2 separate regions of the Homo sapiens genome follow, and region 2 is linked to region 1. Evidence: chromatin loops called from intact Hi-C (ENCODE). Cell type or tissue: endothelial cell of umbilical vein. All regions are shown on one strand. Links, peaks and the distances in the headings refer to the core of each region. The heading gives the core; the rest is flanking DNA.

Region 1 (10,235 bases), core at 2,214-7,213:
TGTACTCTAGGTGGGAGTGCAGTGACGGGATCTCGGCTCACTGCAACCTCCACCTTCTGCGTTCAAGTGATTCTCCTGTCTCAGCCTCCCAAGTGGCTGGGACCACAGGTGCACACCACCATGCCTGGCTAATTTTTGTATTTTTAGTAGAGACGGGGTTTCACCATATTGGTCAGGCTGGTCTCGAACTCCTGACCTCAGGTGATCCACCCACCTTGGCATCCCAAGATGCTGGGATTACAAGTGGGAGCCACCACACCCAGCCTATCCTTTTTTTTTTTTTAATTAATAGATTTGATTTTTTGGAGCAGTTTTAGGTTCACAGCAAAATGGAGAGGCAGGTACAGAGATTTTCCTTATTCCGCTGCCCCAACACACGCATATCCTCCCCCGTTATCAATGTCCCCACTAGAGGGTACATTAGTTACAACTGATGAATCTACCCTGACACTGATGTATCACCCAGAGACCATAGATTACATTAAGGCTCACTCTTGGTGTTGGACATTGTATGGGTCTGGACAGATATACAGTGACATGTATTCCCTATTACACTATCATGTGGAGGCATTTCACTTCCCTAAAGGTCCTTTGTGCTCCACATATTCATCCCTCCTTCCCTCCCTTTAATTCCTGGCAGCCAGTAATCTTTTTACCGTCTCCAGAGTTTTGCCTTTTCCTGAATGTCATTCCCTTGGAATCATACCGTATGTAGCCTTTTCAAATTGGCTTCTTTCACTTAGTAATATGCATTTAAGTTTCCTCCCTATCTTTTCATGGCTTGATAGCTCTTTTTTTTTTTTTTAGCACTGAATAATATTTCATTGTCTGGATGTACCACAGTTTATGTATCCACTCACCTATTGAAGGGCATCTGGTTGCTTCTACGTTTTGGCAGTTATGAACAAAGCTGCTGTAAACATGCAGGCTTTTGTGAGGACGTTAGTTTGGATCTGCTTTGAGTAAATACCAAGGAGTGCAATTGTTGGATCGTATGGTAAGAGTATGTTTGGTTTGTAAGAAGCTGACAAACTGTCTTCCAAAGGGGCTGTACCATTTTGCATTTCCACCAGCCATGAATGAGACTTCCTGCTGCCGCACATCCTCGCCAACATTTGTTGTTGTCAGTGTTTTGGATTTTAGCCATTCGCATAGGCAGTTAGTGGTATCTCATTGTTGTTTAACTTGCAATTCCCTAATGACATATGATGTGGAACATCTTTTCGTATGCTTATTTGCCATCTGTATATTTTCTCTGGTGAGGTATCTGTTCGGATCTTTCCCCATTTTTTAATTGGTTGTTCATTTTCTTATTGTTGAGTTGTATGAGTTCTCTGTATAGTTTGGATTAATAATCTGATATCTTTATCAGATATATCTTTTGCAAATATTTCCTCCTAGTCTGTAGTTTTTCCATTCTCTTGATGTTACTAATTTTTAAAGTTTTGAATTCGTTGCCAATATTTAAAAGTTAGAAAATTTCCTATGAAAATCTGATTTCTAACTTTTCCTTAAAACCTCAAAGATCTGACAACACGGGCTGCACCTTCCTGCATGGCAGCACTTGGCTGGAAGGGTCATGGCTACAGCCTGTATAAGGTGCATGCTCTCTGCTGTGCCTCTTTCCCTACTGCTTCAAGTCATTGAGCTCAGTGTCACTTCCCTTGCTTGGCCTTTCCTTACACTGGGCCCTCTTAATTCATTTATGTCACTGTCAGGCTTCTGGAAGCATTTGAATTTGAGTGTTATGTCTTCTTGTTTCAGATGTCAAGTATATTCATTGTCACAAACACAAAATCCTTGAGAGGGAAAATAAGTCAACTTGCTTATTCAGCATTTACCAGGCTCCAGGCACCTAATATGTTGGATATATTCAATTCCCACATCGCCCTTCACAAAGGAGGCATTATTACTTCCGTTCTATACCCGAGGAAACAGGCTCAGAGAGGGGAAGTCATATCTTCAAGGTCACACACCTAGGAAGTGGTGGAACAAGGATTTATATCCAATTCCGACTCCCAAACCCCTGTTGATTCCTCTAAGCCAAGTGGTTTCCCTGGAAGGCAGGCAACCTGGATTTTCCCAATGGAAGAGCTTTGACCCAAAATCAGGGTGCCCCCTGCCAGCCAGTGCTTTCTGTGGCTTGGTTGCTCATCACCATCTTCTGGAAACCATCACCTGGGCTTCACCCTCCACCCAGGGCTCCGATAAGAGTTGTCATATTAGTACAATGTGACCCGACCTCTTGAACCTGCTCTTTGGCATACAATGAGCAAGTGACCCACACCAGGCCAATTCCAATTGTTCCCCATGGATCTGACATTTGGAACTGAACTGGTAGTTGCTGGAACTACTGAGCCTGGTTGTTGTTGGAGGTGAATCCCATAAAGGGCGATGCTATAAGGAAAAGGTTCTGTGAACCCCAAGCATGGAAGACCTGTGGCCACTGGGGTCCTTCTTTTCTGTGACTCATTGTTCTGTGCGTCTTTGAATTCTATGAGAGCTCTTGAATACCCTTCCCAACAACAATTATTTTTAGAAAATCTACTTACAACCAAAATCATGTAACTCATTCACCTCACCATCAAATCATCTATGAATCAGGCTCTTAGATATAGGAATCAAGATGAAACAGGCCAAGGACACTAAAAGGATGACCTAGAAACAGGCTTATTGTCACCCACTCTGTTATGTTATTGGAGCAGCACCTTCTCTTCTGTTTTCAGCTTCCCTGGGGATTTTCTATTTAGACTGATAAGGGGGTGAAGTTGGGAATCCTGAGCCCTAATATTGACAGTGGCCATGATCTTATTGTGACAAGGGAAAAAAGGCCAGCCCTAAGAAGAAGAGGCAAAGATATGATATATAGAGAAAGACTCTTTGCAGTGCTTGAGGCCGTCCCTGTGTTTGATGATAGGTGCTCATCAGTTCCCCCTTTGCCTGAACCTACGTTTTCTCACTTGGCCCCATGAGCCTTCTAATGAATACAGACACTTCTGGCAAGGTTGCTCCTGACTGTGGGCTATTTCTGCCTTTCTTTTTTCTTTTCCTTTTTTTTTTTTTTTTTTTTTTGAGACAGGGTCTCTGTCTCCCAGGCTGGAGTACAGTGGCACAATCACCTCCCAAGGCTCAGGAGATCCTCCAGCCTCAGCCCCGTGAAGTAGCTGGGACCACATGCATGTGCCACCATGCCCAGCTAATCTTTGCATTTTTAGTAGAGACGGGGTTTCACCATGTTGCCTAGGCTGGTCTTGAACTCCTGAGCTCAAGCAATCCGTTCACCTCAGCCTCCCAAAGTGCTGGGATTATAGGCATGAGCCACCGTGCCCAGCCAAGTGCAGTCTATTTCTTACAACTACAGGACTTGGCACACAGTGGACACTTAATAAAGGTTTGTTGAGTGACTGGATCAATGAGCAGAATACAGTTGGCAACTTCCTGCTCCTGGTGATTGGCACCACTGGACTGACTGGGGTTAGGAAGACTGGTGAAGAATGGGCAGAGAAGACCAAGGACTTCAGACAACTTCCTCATCCCAGACTCCTCTGAAGTTAGACGAGGCCCCCACAGTCCCACCCATCATGGTCACAGTGAGCACCAGCAGAGACAGCTGCTGCGGGATGCTACCGTGGTCATTCCTGGGGGTGGGTCATGGTTGGACTTGCCTTTGTATCACACCTCTTGGCCAGAACCTGGCACAGTGCCTGGCACATAGTAGGTGCTCAATAGAGAGTAATGAGGGCAAGAACCAGTGAGTGATCATCCATGGAATTAGCACCTCTGTGTGCCAAGCATAGCCGTGCCTATGAAGGAGGGAGAAGATCCCATGTTTACCCTTCAGTTGAGGAGAGAAAATTAATAACCCAGTAACTGTAAACTAATAATGAAGGATTAAAGTGCAGTGGCTAATGGCACAATCAGACGCTGATCCATTGCTTCAACAGATATCCTTAGAGAACCTACTTTGTTCTAGGTCTGATGTTGGACACTGGGGATTCAGATATGAGTAAGATACAGTCGGGGTAACTGAGGTCTGAGGGGGAGTGTCACAAAAAATTCACTCCTTCAGAAATATCCACTGAATTCGTACTATGTGTCAGGCGTGATGCCAGGGGCTGGCACGACGTGGTGCCCCACAGAGGCAGGGAGCTGGGTCTCCTGCTGAGGCTACGCCATCCTTTATAGTCTCAGGGACGTCTTTCCCTGTCCAGGCCTCCGTTTGTAGACCTGTCAAGTCAAGTGACAAGATCAAATGGCCAATGGGCTCTTTCACTTCTGACAGCTAAGGCTAACCCTGTAGGTAAAGTCCAGCTGAAACCGAATCCCGCCACTCTTTAATTTCCTCATCTGTGAAATGGCCTTGTCACAAACAGCACCTACTTCACAGGGTGCTTGTGATGATTAAATGAAAGAATAGATGTAAATTACTAAGTATGTGCCTGGCATCCTCTCAATGCTGTCTGTTCAACAAGCTCCTCATTCTTGCTACTGTGATTCTATCTGACACCTGCCGCGTGCCCTTCCTTGTGCCAGACACTAAGCCTGGCTCTGTGGAAAGAGCATAAAAGACCCTCCAGGGTACACCCTCCAGGAGTGCTGCATGGAGTGGGTTGAAGGAGGGAATTCACCCAGGGTGGTAGGGTGGGCCTGGAAGCCTCTGAGCTGAGCCGCTCAGGAGAGAGGAGGAGGGGTCACTGGGGTTGGGGGACAGGATTGGGGATCAGAGGAAGCCTCCCAGCGGGGGAGGGGCAGGGCCTGCGCCCTTCCCCTCCGGGAGCCCCCGGTGGCTAGATCTGGTCTGGGCGCAACCCCTGACTGAGGCTGCGCTGGGAGTGCCGAAAGGTGGCCTTGTGGGTAAGTCCTTCCAGCTGCATCCAGGTAATCCCGGCCTTCGAGCGGGAGAGATGATACCCCCCGAGGGCCGGGCCTGGTCCGGCTCAGGATGCGTGCCCTGTGAAAATGCTCAGCAGCCCTCGCCTTTAGGAGTGCTCAGGTCCAGCATGAATCATTCCTTTTTGAACTTGTCTAAATGTGTTTATAAAATAAAGCTGCGGCCCAGGGCTGCTCCTGGCGGAGCGGGAAGGTAATATGTTTTTAATTGGAGAGATTGGGGGAAGGAGGCAGCGGGCCAGGGTGAGCTCACCCCGCATGAATGCGGCTGGGCGGAGAACAATGTACGTTCACATTCTTTGACTACAACGGGCCTCCGCAGGACCTGGCTCGGTGGGCAATTCTCCGGCCTCGGGGCGGGCGTCCGGGCCCGCGCCGTCTGAGGTTAGCGGGAGCGCGTACCCTGGGAGGTGGCCAGAAGCCCTACATTGAAATATCACAGTGGGTCAGAGCAGGGGTCGCAAACTCCAGTGCACCCAGGAACCGCGCAGTATCTCAAACCCACGGACACCCAGTGTAGACCTGGAGAACTGGAAATGCGTGGCCTCTGCAAAGGGGACAGGCACCAGTGGACTCCACCAGCCCCGTCACCAGATTGAATGTTTCTCAAGAAAAACCAGAAATCATATCTGGATGTAAAAGCTCCTCTTTTTAAACGTTGTCTTTATTTAATTTTATCCTATTTTCTTACTTATTTTTGGTTATGTGGGCCAAATAAAACAGATGCCTAGGCCGTATTTAGCCCTGCAGCTGTCCCCTCTTTTAGATCTTGGGAGTGGACCTCATGCTGTCTTTTACCAGCTACCAGGACTTTAGGCAAGTTACTTCACTTCTCTGAGCTTTGGTCTCTTCAACTAGAAATCTGATAGATTAATGCTACTTTTCCTGACTTTTCAAATGCTTTCTATGTTGAGGATAAAGAGAGGAAAGAAGATAATTGTAATATTCATTGGGCATCTGCTATGTGCCGCGCATGGTGTTAAGCAATTTACGTATTTTGTTGTTGTGATGTTTTGTTTTGTTTTTTAATCATCATTATTCTGTAATCTAGGTATTATTCCCATTTTGCAGATTAAGAAATACAATCTTAAAAAGCTGAAGCTGGAATGTGAACCAGTATTTCCAACTTTAAGCTGAAATCATCTGAATTTAAAGAACACATCGTGGTAAGAATGGGGAAATGGAGTCAAGAGTTAACTGGCTGACTTAATGTCACAAAGCCATGCCCAGTGAAGGCAGTAGCCATTTTGGGTCCTAGCTCAGGAATGATTCAAGTAGCAATAGCGTTTTGCAAAGTAAAACAGGCAGAGCTCTCAAGGTTAAATCAAGGGTATAATGGAGTAGGTACCCCCCTGCACTGCTCCAGTTACAGCCCTTCCAAAGGACGACGTAGCAGTATGTGTTAAAAGATTCATATTCTCTAAAAGATTCATCCACTTTCACCCAGTAATTCCTCCTGAAGGAATCAATCCTAGAGAAATAAAAGAGCTGTGGGCAAGCATTTGTAAAAAAAACTAATGCTCAGAAAATCGAACATTCATTATAAAGGAAGAGTTAAATAAGGTAGGTAATGTCCATACCCAGGAATATTATGTAGCCTTGAAAGAATGTGCAATAACGGGAGGAAATGCTCATGACATAATGTTAAGGAAAAAAAGTAGAATGCAAAATTAGGTAAACATGTGTATGATAATCAAAGAAATGTAAAGAAAGAAGATGGGAAGGAAATTCACCCCAATGTTAATTCTCTACGTGGTGGAATTTTAATTTAATTTTCTTCATCCTTGTTGAAATTTTTTTAGATTTTCTCTAATGAGCATATTACATTTTACAATCTGAAATATATATATTTTCAGGATGTTACAGGCCTCATCTCATCCAGTTTGGGAAGTGGATGGGTCTCAAGCCAAGTATCACATTTATTTAAAAAACAAAAGCCCAGAGAGAAACTCTAGAGAGAAAAATACCACAGTGTAAACTGGTTATTACTGGATGATTGGATTATGGGTGATTTTTTCCTACTTCTTTATATTTCTATGTGTTTTTCAAACTTTCTACATCAAGATTTCTTTGAAATTGGCAAACAAACAGACAAATCATAAAATACTCTCTTGCATTTCCAACTGTTCCAGGCAGGGAGATATTCTTGGCAGTAGAGCTATACCAGAATCCAGGTTTTTCTCACACATTGCTCTATCCTCACTCTGGTCTTTGTACTTGTACCCACCCCCACCCCCGCCACCCAGCTACCATGATGATAGATGCTGAAGGGTTTAATATACTTAAATTGGTTTAAAGCTAAGGAACTGTGAAATTAGGGTTCTTTTGTAGTTTATGGAGGAATGGCTTGGCCCAGACTATTCTTGCAACCTGTTTTTGACCACTTTGCCAAGCTAAAAGTACCTATTGCTTATCCTATTAATTGAGCCAAGGCCGTGTAATCAGGGCCTTGCTGGCCTAGAAGGCACATTTATTTCCCGGACATGGCACTATGATCTGAGCCGCGTGGTCACTTCCTATACCCAACCTTTCACGGAGCTGGTCACTCTTCTGGCTTGGAAAACCATAAGGTCTCCAAGTGACCTTACTAAGAGTCAAGATACCTGGGTCCTTGTGGGGTTTACCACCTGATGGTGCTTCACTCCTGACCAAGTCATCATGTTACATGTACCCCCGCCTTTATTTCCTGAGACCCCTCCCTCCCAGGCTGTGTAGCCCAGAGACCGGGAACTGAATCCTCTGTGAACCTGAGCTCACTTCTGCACTTCCCTCAGCCTTCATTCTTCCCTCACCTATAGAAGGGGAGTAGAACACCAACATGGGCCTTTGGGTACAAAATAGATTGTCTTCCTTCTTCCCTCTCTAGCATCCTCTTTCCTTCCTAATTTAGGAGCTTTTTCTAGTCTGCTTCTAAATATGCACCTTGGCCAATCTCGGCACGTCACCAAATCCTCGTGGTGGGCTTTCCTCATAGTACCAATGTGGGAAGTGCCTAACAGAATGCAGAGATGGCTCTTAACCGGGTCAGGTGCCTGGCGTGCCTGGGTTCTGTTTTAGGTGATCCTCACCATGGCTCGTTCTGCAAAGCAGGGGTCAGTCAGTAGTCCCATTTTACAGGACACTGAGGTGCAAAGAGGCACTGTACCATGCCAGCAGGTCTCTCGGTGGGGAGTCAGTGTTTACTCACATTTTCCCACCTCCTTTCTGCTCAGTCTTTTCTTTTTCCCTTCACTGGGTAGTCTTCCAAGTTCACAGAAATGAAAATCTTCCTAAAACAGGAAGGCAAATAAATGAGAATCCCCCTTCTGACCCAAATCACTAGCAATCACCCATGTATTTAGATTCACATGAGCTCCTGACTCTGGAACCTGGAGCTAATTCCCCTAAAAGTCAGTTCATGTAAACTTCTTGTTTACCAAGGTGACAATGGTAATTACCAAGGTGACAAGGGGAAAAGACTAGAATGTTTATACGACTGTTGACGAGATCTGTTTAAATCTAGAAGCATCAGAAAATATCACAATGGGATGGTGTCAACCTCTTTTGGGAGTTTCTGGACCCTCTTCAGTATCTTTTTCTACTTTGGGGGCTCTTGAACATTTCAAAGTTGCTTTAAAAAAAGTGAATTCATCTAATGTCATTCTACCTTAATTTCAAGAAAACAAGCATGGTTTAAGTTAATAGCTAGAAGGCAAGGTCATGAATAAGCAAAGAAAGTGAGGTGCGCAAAGAAAAAAAATAATAATCACCCCAGTGTGTGACCTTGAGCAAGTCACTTAAGCCTTAGTTTTCCTTCTCTGTAAAATAGGGGTAATGATTTCTATCCCATGAGGATGTCTGATGGCTAATTTCAGTGACACAATTTGTGCAAAACAAAGAGAACTCTACTACATGGTAAATGTTCTATTCTGCACAACAACAATAATAATCTCTTCAATTGGGGGAAAATGATCACAGCCTTATACTTTTTGTCACTTATAATATCTTTGCTTCTTTGGGGCCTGGAGAAGAAAAAGCAGCTCAGGATGGGGTAGAAGGGGGTGTAAATGACTTCTTGCAACTTATAAACCTGCAGTTAGACCCTTCCATGCCATACTATGCACTGAAATGCATTCCAGGTGCACTAAAGAACTGAATGTTTTAAAAAATCAAACCACAGAGGGGAAAAGACATGAATATTTATCAGACCTCTGGGAAGGTCTGGTTAAATCTACAAGCATCAGAAAAGATCACAAAGGAAGAGATGGACAGAATTGGCAGCAGGAATATTCAGCACATCTGTACATAGAAAAGACAGGAAAATGCATGCAGCAAAAATGACAGGCAAAGGCATCATATCTTTATTAGATAAAGAGCTTTTACTATCTGTATGTATATATGTATGTGAAGCCATAAGAAAGTTATTCAGACCCTACTAGATAAATGAATAAGGAATTCAAGTAGATAATTCACAAAGGAAGAATATATTTGGGGGAGAAAATGAGAGAAGGCAATCTCATTAGCAACCAAAGAAATAAGTTACCACTTTTCTACCATCAAATAGCACTGACTTTTTAAATAATAATGTTAGCTGTTAAAGAAGGCGAAGTGAAACAGGCATATGCATACATGGTAGTAGAAAGGTAAATTGGTTTGACCCTTTTGGAAAAAAAAGTCATAACATCAAGTGTTATGAAAAAAAGTTGTCTAGTATATGGTTTGGGGAAAACTAGAGAAAACTAAAACTAGATCCCTATGTTAAAGTATGTACAAAGGTGGACTCCAAGGGGACTAAACATCTAAACATGAAAGGTAAAAGTAAAAAGTCAATTGCAGAAAACGATAGGAGATATTCTCCCTCTGACACATATGAGCTGTGTCACCTTGGGCAGGACGTTTCACCTATCTGAGCCTCGGCTTTCTCATCTTAAAATGGGAATTTTAACACCTACCTTACAAGATAATGTCTATAAAGCGCCTGGCACCTGCTTTGACAGAGAGGGCTTTCCTCCTGGGTGCACAGCTGGGTCAGCCTTCCTGGCCTCTCCTGTGTTGGTATGGCGATGTGAGTGAGTACTCTGGCCACTGGAGAGTGGGGACAAGTGATGGGTGTACTTCCAGGGGTCACCCTGCAAGGCCTCCCATGCGTAATTCCATATCCTCTTCTCCATCTATTGGTTGATTAGAGAGGATTTAGGACTATGGAAGAGGGAGGAACAACAAGATGGAAGGAGCCTGGGTCACTGAATCCCTACTTGGAAGTCTGCTTGGCCAAGAAACCCTGATTAGACTATGTGATAAGATACAAACTTCTGTTGGGTGAAGCCACTGATTTGGAGATTGTCTATTACAACAGCTAACAATAC
Region 2 (10,235 bases), core at 2,824-7,823, 120 kb after region 1:
GTTGGAGTTAAATAGACCCATACTAAGGCAGGGTATGTGCCACTGGGTAAGGAGAGTAACGTTCCCAACAGAAACTAACAGTGCCGGCCTTGCCGGGCAGTTAGGAGAATTAGATGAAATAACGTGTGGAAGGGACTTACCCTGGGTCAGGCGCACAGTAGGTACTTCGTTCATGACACCCACTAATTCCGATACCCTTCCCTAGCCACCCCGGACCTCGGCTTCTTCAAAACGTAAAAATCATACCACCTGCTTTACTCATTCGGCAAATATTTACTGAGCCAAGTACTGTGAATACAAAAATGTATTCACCAGACAAAGTTCCTGGCCTCTCAGAGCCTGCAGTTTGAGACCGTTCATTATTCATCCTTTCAACAGGTATTTTTACTGAACATTTACTATGTAACGGGCTGCGTAAGGGGCATCAGAAATGCAATGTTTAGTAAGACAGATTTAATTCCCCACTACCCACAGAATTAATAGCCTAGAGAAGCTGTAGTAAAGTAATCTAGTGAAATGCCTAGTGTATAGCCGGCCTCCGTATGTAAGTTATCTGGGTGCCAGTCAGAGCTCTGTATGTGGAACTTTGGTAAAGTTAATTCACAAAATGTGGAACATTGATGATTTCTTAACACATGAAATTTGTTTGGCACATGGGGGCTTTTAAAGTATAAGGAAAGTCCAAAGAATATGAAATATTTAGGTATATACCTAACAAAACATGTACAAAAGCTATATGCCAAAAATTACAAAGTGCTGGTTAAAAAACAAATGAAACGGAAGACCTAAATAAATGAAGAAGCATACTGTGTTCCTGGGATAGAAGACACCACATAGTAAATATGATAATTCTCCCCAAAGTGATTCATAGGTGTGATGCAATTCCTATCACAATCCCAGCTGGCAAAGTATTTTGTTATGAAGTTTATATGGAAAGGCATAAGCCCTGTGAGAGCTGAAACAATCTTGACAAAGAAAAACAAAGTGGGAAAAATCACTCTACTTGCTATTAAGGCTCACCGTAAAGCTACAGCAGTCAAGACAGTGTGGTATTGATGCAGGGACAGATACATAGATCAATGAAACAGAATACAGAACAAATGGTCCTGGAGCAACTGGACATCCATAAGCAAAAAAATTAACCTTAAACTCCACACTTTATACAAAAATTGATTCCAAATGAATCATGGGCTGAAATGTGAAGCGTAAAGCTATACAACCAAAAAAACAAAAATAGGAGAAAATCTTCGGAACCTAGGGCTAGGTGAAGAGTTCTTAGACTTGCCATGAAAGAGCACAATTCATAAAAGAAAAAGTGATAGACTGGATCAAAACATAAAACATTTTATCTGCAAAAGTCCATGTGATGAAGTTGAAAAGATAAGCCACAGACTGGGAGAAAATAATTTGCAAACCATATATCCTAAGAAGGACTAGTATCTAAAATGAGCAAAGAACTGTCTCAAAACTCAACTGTAGCAAAACCAATCCAATTAGTAAATGGGCAAAAGACAGGAACAAATGTTCCACTGAGGAAGGGGTGCAGATGGCAAATAAGCTAATATGAAAAGACGTTCGGGCAGGGCATGGTGGCTCACACCGGTAATCGCAGCACTTTGGGAGCCCGAGGTGGGAGGATTGCTTGAGCCCAGAAGTTCAAGACCAGCCTGGGAAACATAGCAAGACACTGTCTCCAGCAAAATAATAAAAAATTGCTTAATAAAATTTAAAAAAAAGAAAAGATGTTAAACATCATTAGCTATCAGGGAAATACACATTAAAACCACAATGAGATGTTACTAAACACCTGTCAAAATGGTTAAATTAAAAAATAGTGAAAACAGCCGGGTGCAGTGGCTCACGCCTGTAATCCCAGCACTTTGGGAGGCCGAGGCAAGCGGATCACAAGGTCAGGAGATCAAGACCATCCTGGCTAACACGGTGAAATCCCATCTCTACTAAAAATACAAAAAATTAGCCGGGTGTGGTGGCGGGTGCCTGTAGTCCCAGATACTCGGGAGGCAGAGGCAGGAGGATGGCGTGAACCCGGGAGGCAGAGCTTGCAGTGAGCCGAGATCGTGCCACTGCACTCCAGCTTGGGCGACAGAGTGAGACTCTGTCTCAAAAAAAAAAAGAACAAATAGTGTAAACAGATATTGGTGGGGATGAGGAGAAACCAAATCACTCATACACTGTTAATGAGAATGTACAATGGCACAGCCATTCTGGAAAACAGTTTGACAATTTCTTATAAAACTATCATGCCATGATGCTATGGCCCAGCAACTGCACTCTCAGGCATTTATCCCAGACAAATGAAACTTACGTTTACCCAAAAACATGTACAAGCATGTTCATATCACCTTTACTCGCAAGAGTCAAAAACTGGAGGCAGCTGGGTTTTGAACAGGTTTGGAACGTGTCCTTCATTATGGCATACACATATCACAAAATACTACACAGCAGTCAAAAAGAATGAACTACTGATACATGCAACAAATTGGATGAATTTCCAGGGAATTATACTATGTTTTTTTTTAAAGCCAATCCCCAAAGGTTAAATACTGTTTCATTCCATTTATGTAGCATTTGGAATAAACAAATTTTAGAAAGAGAGAGCAGATGAGTGATTTCCAGGAGTTAAGGACAGTGTGGGTGGGGTCGGGAGGCAGCAGCCATCACGAAGCAGCACAAAGCCCCTTGTAGTTTTGAAACTCTTCTGTGTCTTGACTATTGTCCTAAGTAAGCAAACCTACACAAAATTGTTTAGAATTAAACACACACACACACACACACAAATGAGAACAAGTAACACTGGGGAAGTCTGCGTAAGATTGGTAGAGTGTATCAATGTCCACATCCAGGCTGTGATCTCCTACTGCAGTGAGGCAGGATATTACTGTACCACTGGGGGAAAAATTCATAGAGGGTACACAGGATCTCTCTGTATTGTTTCTTACAACTGCATGTGAATCCACAATTATCTCCATACATTTTTCAATTAAAAATAGCTTTTATTGTTTTTTTTTTTTTTGTAATTTTTTAAAAATAGAGACATGGTCTCACCATGTTGCCCAGGCTAGTCTCAAACTTCTGGACTCAAGCAATCCTCCAGCCTCAGCCTCCCAAAGTGCTAGGGATTACAGGTGTGAGCCACTGCACCCAAACTATTGTTTTTATATTTTAGAATTAGCATTTTTATTAAAAACTTGCAAATATAGAAGAAAATAATCAGAAAAATCATCATCCTGAAACATAATCTTTTGATGCATTTCTTCCTGATCTTTGTTTTCTACACTCATGTGAAAAATAAAAATGAGGGAAGGGACTAAAAATCAGGGTGGTGGAAAGGTGGGAACCTTGCTGTCCCTACCTTCTGTGACATCAGAACTCAATGTTTGCAGGATGCCTGGTGACCACAGGTGGGGGAGGGGAAGGGTGCCCTTCTGTCTGTTGAGTGTGGTCCACCCAGGCAGCCAGATCTGAGGCCATGGCAACCCAGCAAGTGGACAGCAGAAGGCAGGTGGCAGCAGAGCAGGTGGCAGCCCAGCTGCTTGAACGGAGAAGGGGCAGCCACTGTGATGACGAGAAGCAGGTGAGGCCAGGCCAGGTACATGCTGCTTTCCTCCCATCTGGGCTCCTTTTGCCACTCCAGACAGACTAGAAGTCCCTCAAAGCCCGGAATGAATCTTGGACCCAACCGTCCCTGGATCCCACTCTGATGGAGCACAGTTTAGGGGCCTAGGCACTTCTTGCCGGGGCCATCACTGACACTGTCTTATTAAATTCTCAGCACTGCCAGCAGAAGGTATGTTCCAGGAGGACTGGGCTTTTTGTTTAGTTCCCTGCTGAATCCCTAGTGCCTAGCATGGTGCTTGGTGCCAAGTAGATGCTGAATGAACGAATGAACTGATAATACTCCTGAATTGGAGCGCTCCTGGAGGATTCATTCTCAGGGCTGAAATTCAAAACTCATGTGGGATTTCGTCAAAATGGAAAACATTAATGCTTGCTGCACACAGCCTGGTGCATCCACACCCCATCTCTTAGATGCTATCAACCTCGTTCACAGAGGGTAATCTGAGGCCCAGAAAGGCAAAAGGGCCGTACAACTGGGACATATCAGGATTTGAAAACACATCCATCTGATTTTAGAACTCCCTGAAACCAGGTTCATCTGCTATGAGAACCCTGAGCAAGGGTTTATTCTGAGGATAAGAAGAAGCTGTTGACGGGTTTTAAGCAGAGCAATGAATGAATGAGCTCTGCTGTCTCTGTTTTCAAAAGACTTGTTCACTCATTAATTTACTATACATGCACCGAGCGCCTTCTATATGCTGGACCTTGTAGCGTATAACAGGGGCCTTCATGGGCACCCATCATGCTGCGGCTTTTCCTAAAAAGTGTTCCATAGACACCAGACCCCAGGAATGCTCCTTTTAGAAACATTCTTTACAGAATTCTGTGGCTTGGGGAAGGCTGCATACCCGCATCCCCTCCTGAAGACTGACGCTGCTCATTCACGTAAGGAAGGCTCTGAGAAGTCCTGCAACAAAGAAGTCTGCATAGCTTTGTTTACCACAGCATTTCCCACCTTGATTCTACCAGAGTCCCATTGTTTCCTTTTTTTTTTTTTTTTTTTTTTTTTTTTTTTTCTGAGACGGAGCCTCGCTCTGTCACCAGGCTGGAGTACAACAGTGCGATCTTGGCTCACTGCAACCTCCTCCTCCTGGGTTCAAGTGATTCTACTGCCTCAGCCTCCCGAGCAGCTGGGACTACAGGCGCCCGCCACCACACCCAGTTAATTTTTGTATTTTTAGTAGAGACAGGGTTTCGCCATATTGGCCAGGCTGGTCTCGAACTCCTGACCTCATGATCCACCCGCCTCCGCCTCCCAAAGTGCTGGGATTACAGGTGTGAGCCACTTCTTCTTTTTTGAAAGACTTTGCAGTGTATTTCAAAATCCATTTTACAGATGAAGAAACTGAGGCTCAGAGAAATTATTTGGCTCAGGCCCCAAGACGACACAAGGAAAAGGACTCAAACTCAATCCTAGTCCATGTTCCTCCCTTTGCCTCCATGCAGCACAGTATGGAAACCAGCAGCAAGAATGCCGGGGAAGAAATCAACCTGTAAAATACATTGATAGAGGACTGGTTAGACACATAGAAGAGCTTCCAGGCCACGAAAACTCATCAGCCATTTTAAAGATTGTGACAATTAGTGTGTGTCTTCCATGAAAAGATTCCTAAAGAATATTGTTAAGAAAAGAAAAAGGACCCTAATATTACATGTACAGTGTGATGATTTTGCATTGGGTGTACACACAGATCAAACTATGGAACATTTCTAGCACTGAGGGAGGCTCTTTTGGGGCTCCGCCCACCTGGCATCCCACCCTTCATAGCAGTGATTCTGATTTGTGTCATCATAGCTGAGTTTTCTATGTTCTTGAATTTCATGTAAATGGAATCATACCATGTATACCTTTGTGTCTGACTTCTTTCTCTTATCATTGTGTCTGTGAAACTCAACCAGTTGTTGCTATGTAACATTTTTTTTTTAAGTTAATAGTAATGTAGTTGCTAGTATTATAAAGAAAATTATCTGGGGAAGAGGCAAGTTAGACACATCTTTCATCTTCCTTGTTTAGTACTGGGTCTAAATGTCACTTCACATACTTGGGTGTGTAAGAAATTTATTCTTTCTTTAAGGCAAACTAGATCTGACTCAGCCAACATCTAGTGAGTTTGGGGAAAATTCAATGTCAGTCAATATGCACACACACACAAACACACACACACACACACACACACATATTTGAAAAACAAGAAAACTTTAAAAGCCATGGTCAAAATTTCCACATTAGCAGAAAAAGAAGAATTAAACTCAATAGTATAAAGAAATAAATAATAAAGACAAAATCAGAAATTAATGAAATGTAAAGCAGACAAACAATAAAATTAATAACCATTTTTAATTGGTAAAATTAAATTAAGAATTGGAAAACTTCTAAATAGACTCAACAAAAAACATACATAGAAAGAAAACACAAGTTACCAATATCAAGAATGAAAGAGGTCTCTTGTTTCCTCTCTTGACCTCTTTTCTTTATATATATTTTTTAAAAAGAATAAAAGAGGATTATTATCATGACTCTTACAGGCATTAAAAGAATATTAAGGTAATATTAGGAACAATTTGATGCCAATACATTTAACTTAGGTGAAATGGACAAATCTTCCTTGGCAGTACAACTTACAAAATTGACTCAAGAAGAAATAGTCTTAATAACTACAGGCCCAAAAGTTTTCACCAATAAATTTTATCAATCCTTTGAGATGAAAATAATACCAATCTTACACAAATTATTTCATAAAATAGAGGAGGAGGGAGTTCTTACCAACTCATTTTAAGGGGGCAACAAAATCTTGATACCAAAACTTGACAAACGTGTAGAAAAAAAAATTTTTTTTGAGACAGATTCTTGCTCTGTCACCCAGACTGGAGTGCAGTGGCGCAATCTTGGCTCACTGCAACCTCCGCCTCCCAGGCTCAAGCGATGCTCCTGCCTCAGCCTCCCGAGTAGCTGGAATTACAGGCACCGGCCACCATGGCCAGCTAATTTTTGCATTTTTAGTAGAGACGGGGTTTCGCCATGTTGGCCAGGCTGGTTTCGAACTCTTGACCTCAGGTGATCACCACGGCCTCCCAAAGTGTTAGGATTACAGGCGTGCGCCACCGCGCCTGGCCTAGAAACAATTTTAAACCAATCTCTTCTGAATATAGAGGTAAGAAATCTCAACAAAATAGTAGCTTATCAAATCACATGATATATAAAAAGGCTAGCTAATGCATCATGAACAACTAGAGTTTACTGAAGAAGCTCATTTGGCTCAATATTTAAAACACAATTAATGCAATTTACCACAAAAATGGGGACACATATAGTTGCTCAGTGGGTAAAGAAAAGTCATTGGTGGTTTCTTATAAAATTAAACATACATTTACCATATAACCCAGCATTTGCATTTCTGAATATTAACCCAAGAGAAATGTGAACATATGTTCACATAAGGAATTGTATATGAGTGTTCATAGCACTTTTATTCATAATAGCCCCAAACTGGAAACAAGCCAAAAGTCCATCAACAGGTAAAGAGACTGATTGTGCAATATTCTATGTTCATATAAAATAAATACTCATCAATAAAATACACAATATACTCATCAATAAAATTGAGCACAAAAAAATAGAGGCATTTCGAAAACATTGTCTTAAGCAAAAGAAACTAAATGCAAAAGCACACACACTGTGTAATTCCACTTATACAAGGTTATGGAACAGGCAAAACTACTCACAGTGACAGAAAACAGATTAATGGTTCTCTCCAGGCAGGGCAGGAGTGAGGATGGAATTGACTGCAAAAGGAAACTTTCTAAGATGACGGAAATGCTCTACATCTTGATTGGGGTGATAGTCTACAGGTATAGACATTCATCAATACTCATCAGACTCATCAGACTATACATTTTAAATGTGTGCGTTTTATTATATGTAAATTATACCACAATGAAGTTGATTCCTTTTCAAGATCAATTAAAATGAAAAATGTTTACATGAGAGAAAATGCAAATTGAACATCAGTAAGTTGCAGTGTTATCTATTTCTTCAAAGTTTGGGAGTTTTGTAGTAAGTAAGTGTGACTTAGATAACTAGAACAAAAGTTAAACTCAAAAAACTGTCTTATAAGCATTCCCATGTCTGGCCCTTTGTGATGGAAGCAGGGGGACCTGGAGAGAATTCATCCTCATGTTCTTCCTCCTCTTCCTCTTCTTGCACCCTAGACGCTGTTGGCATTGCTGATCTTGGTGCTGTACTTGAGCACAGAGATATGGGGTGAGCATTCTGGAATCTGAGAAAGAAGGAACCAAATCCACATGAAGCTTGGTGGAGTGTTCCAAAGATGGTTGTATGTTAAGGGGACCTCCATAACCCACCTTCTCCCACTGACCCTTCATCACACTGGGATAACTAACCATGTTTATTTCAATTAGTGCTCATTTGCTCTTCAGAGGTGATGTTTGTGCCTGTTTCAGGAAGCAGTTGGGAGGTGTCAGAAAGGATCAGAGAATGTAACTACTACCAGAATCTTGCAGTTCCCCAGGTAACATGTCCAGCAAGGTACTGAGGTGAGGCAATCTGGGAAGGCTTTCCAGAGGAGGTGTCATTGGCAACATGGGTCATGAAAGATAAGTAGTCGCTTGTCAAGTGCAGAAGGTGGGAACAGGTACTACGAGCACAATGAGTAGCATGTGCAAAGGCCCAGGGATCTTTTTGAAACCAGTGGGGATGGGGAGGAGGGTCCTATCTGAGAAAGCACAGGATGCCACTTCTGTGTCTGCCTTCCAGGGGCTTGAATATCAGACCAACGAGCCCTCAGAAGAACCGATAAAGACCATCAGGAACTGGCTGAAGGAGAAGTTGCATGTCTTCTCGGAGAAGTTAGAGGAAGAGGTGCAGCAGCTGGAGCAGCTAGCGTGGGACCTGGAACTGTGGCTGGATGCTCTTCTGGGAGAGCCACACCAGGAGGAGCACTGCTCCACATATAAAAGTCACTTGTGGGAGTGGGCCTGGGCCCTGGGGAGAGAGCACAAAGGTGGGGAGGGGTTGCTAGAGATTTCTCTAAGCGGGGCAGAGCTCTGACTCTTGAAGTTCCAGTCAGGCAAGAAAATAAAGTAGTTGGGAAATGAAGTCCGCTGTTCACATTCATGAATGCTGACAGAAACAGCGTTGGCGGAACACCAGAGCCCGGCTGAGATATTCTCCCTGGCACCATGACGTGGCCCCCTGGAACAAACACGGGCTTCAGAGCCAGCCATAGGTTCAGGACTCTTCTACTTTCTTGAGACGTTGTGTAAATTTCCTTAACCTGAGACTCAGTTTCCTCACATATAAAAATCGGGGAAACACACTTTGCCTTATAGGAAGACAATGTATGTAGGGTGTGTATACAGAGTGCGTCTGGCACAGAGCAGGTATCGGATAAATAGCTCTTCCTTTCTCACATGCCTTTTCCTTCCTCCCTGGAGTGTGGTAAGAGGATACTAGCTCTGGCTAAGTGTGTGGCTATTATGCGGCATTCAACCCTCTGACTCTGCTGGTGGAAGTATACGTTCCTAAAATCTCTATTTGGTGATAGCTATCAAATTTACAAATGCATTTTCTCTTTGACCCAACAATCTGCTTCAAGGAATTTATCCCACAGCTGCATTTGCCCACACATGAAATTACATGTGTATAAGATTATTCACCCCAGCTTTATTTGCAGTAGCAAAAAAATGGAAGCAACCCAAATGATACCAGGAGGGCTCTGGTTATATAAGTTATGGTACAGCCAGACAATGAACAATCATGTAGCTATAAAAGAGAATGAGGAAGCTTTCTACTATGGTGTGAATATGGGTGACCCCCAAAATGCATATATTGGAACCTAATACTCAATGTGACAGTGTTAAGAGCTGGAGCCTTTCGGAGGTGATTAGGTCATGAGGATTCTCCCCTCATTAGTGAGATTAGTGCCATTATATTAATAATAGAGGCTTGAGGAGCCTGTTTGCCCCTTCCACCATGTGAGGACACAGCTAGAAGTTCCCTTTTATGAGGAATAAGTGCTCACCAGACACTGAATCTGCTGGTGCCTTGATCTTGGACTTCCAAGCCTCCAGAACTGTGAGTAATAAATGTCTATATTTACAAATTATGCAGTCTAAGGTATTTTAACTGCCCACATGGACTGATACTTTCCTTCTGCTAAAATGGGAAAGCCTGAAAGATATGTAGTTAAGTGAAAAAAATTAAGGTATAGGCCAGGCACAGTGGCTCACACCTGTAATCCCAGCACTTTGGGAGTCCAAGACAGGCGAATCACTTGAGGTCAGGAGTTCGAGACCAGCCTGGCCAACATGGTGAAACCCCGTCTCTACCAAAATTACAAAAAATTAGCCCAGCATGGTGGCATGCACCTGTAATCCCAATTACTAGGGAGGCTGAGGCAGGAGAATTGCTTGAACCCAGGAGGCAGGGGCTGCAATGAGCTGAGATTGTGCCACTGCATTCCAGCCTAGGTGACAGAGTGAGACTCCGTCTCAAAAAAAAAAAAAAAATTAAGGTGCAAAAAGGGAGCAGAAGATAAAAATATATATTTTGTTGTTGATATTGATGATGATAATGA

What was found. Peaks named below come from ENCODE experiments on the same cell type or tissue, not always from the same donor. Only the 100,000 strongest peaks of a DNase experiment are listed, where the experiment ranks them.
Region 2: it touches region 1 in a loop (14-fold over the local background); 1 of 110 quality-filtered maps calls a loop at or near these places.

What each region holds. Positions count from the first base shown.
Region 1 is chr5:171,662,857-171,673,091 of GRCh38, forward strand. No RefSeq gene overlaps it. Among named protein-coding and RNA genes, the nearest start is that of SMIM23, 120 kb to the right of the region's middle. RefSeq lists enhancers at 4,813-5,391, 5,392-5,969. In endothelial cell of umbilical vein, for the core only: a CTCF peak has its summit at 5,070; a DNase peak (open chromatin) is centred at 5,115; H3K27ac peaks cover 1,121 bases.
Region 2 is chr5:171,782,382-171,792,616 of GRCh38, forward strand. SMIM23 (small integral membrane protein 23) reads left to right here and starts at 3,436. Exons shown (of 4, transcript NM_001289970.2): 1 at 3,436-3,595; 2 at 7,849-7,900; 3 at 8,101-8,168; 4 at 8,414-8,755. The coding sequence starts at 3,491. The coding sequence ends at 8,707. In endothelial cell of umbilical vein, for the core only: no CTCF peak of the experiment used is centred there; no DNase peak of the experiment used is centred there.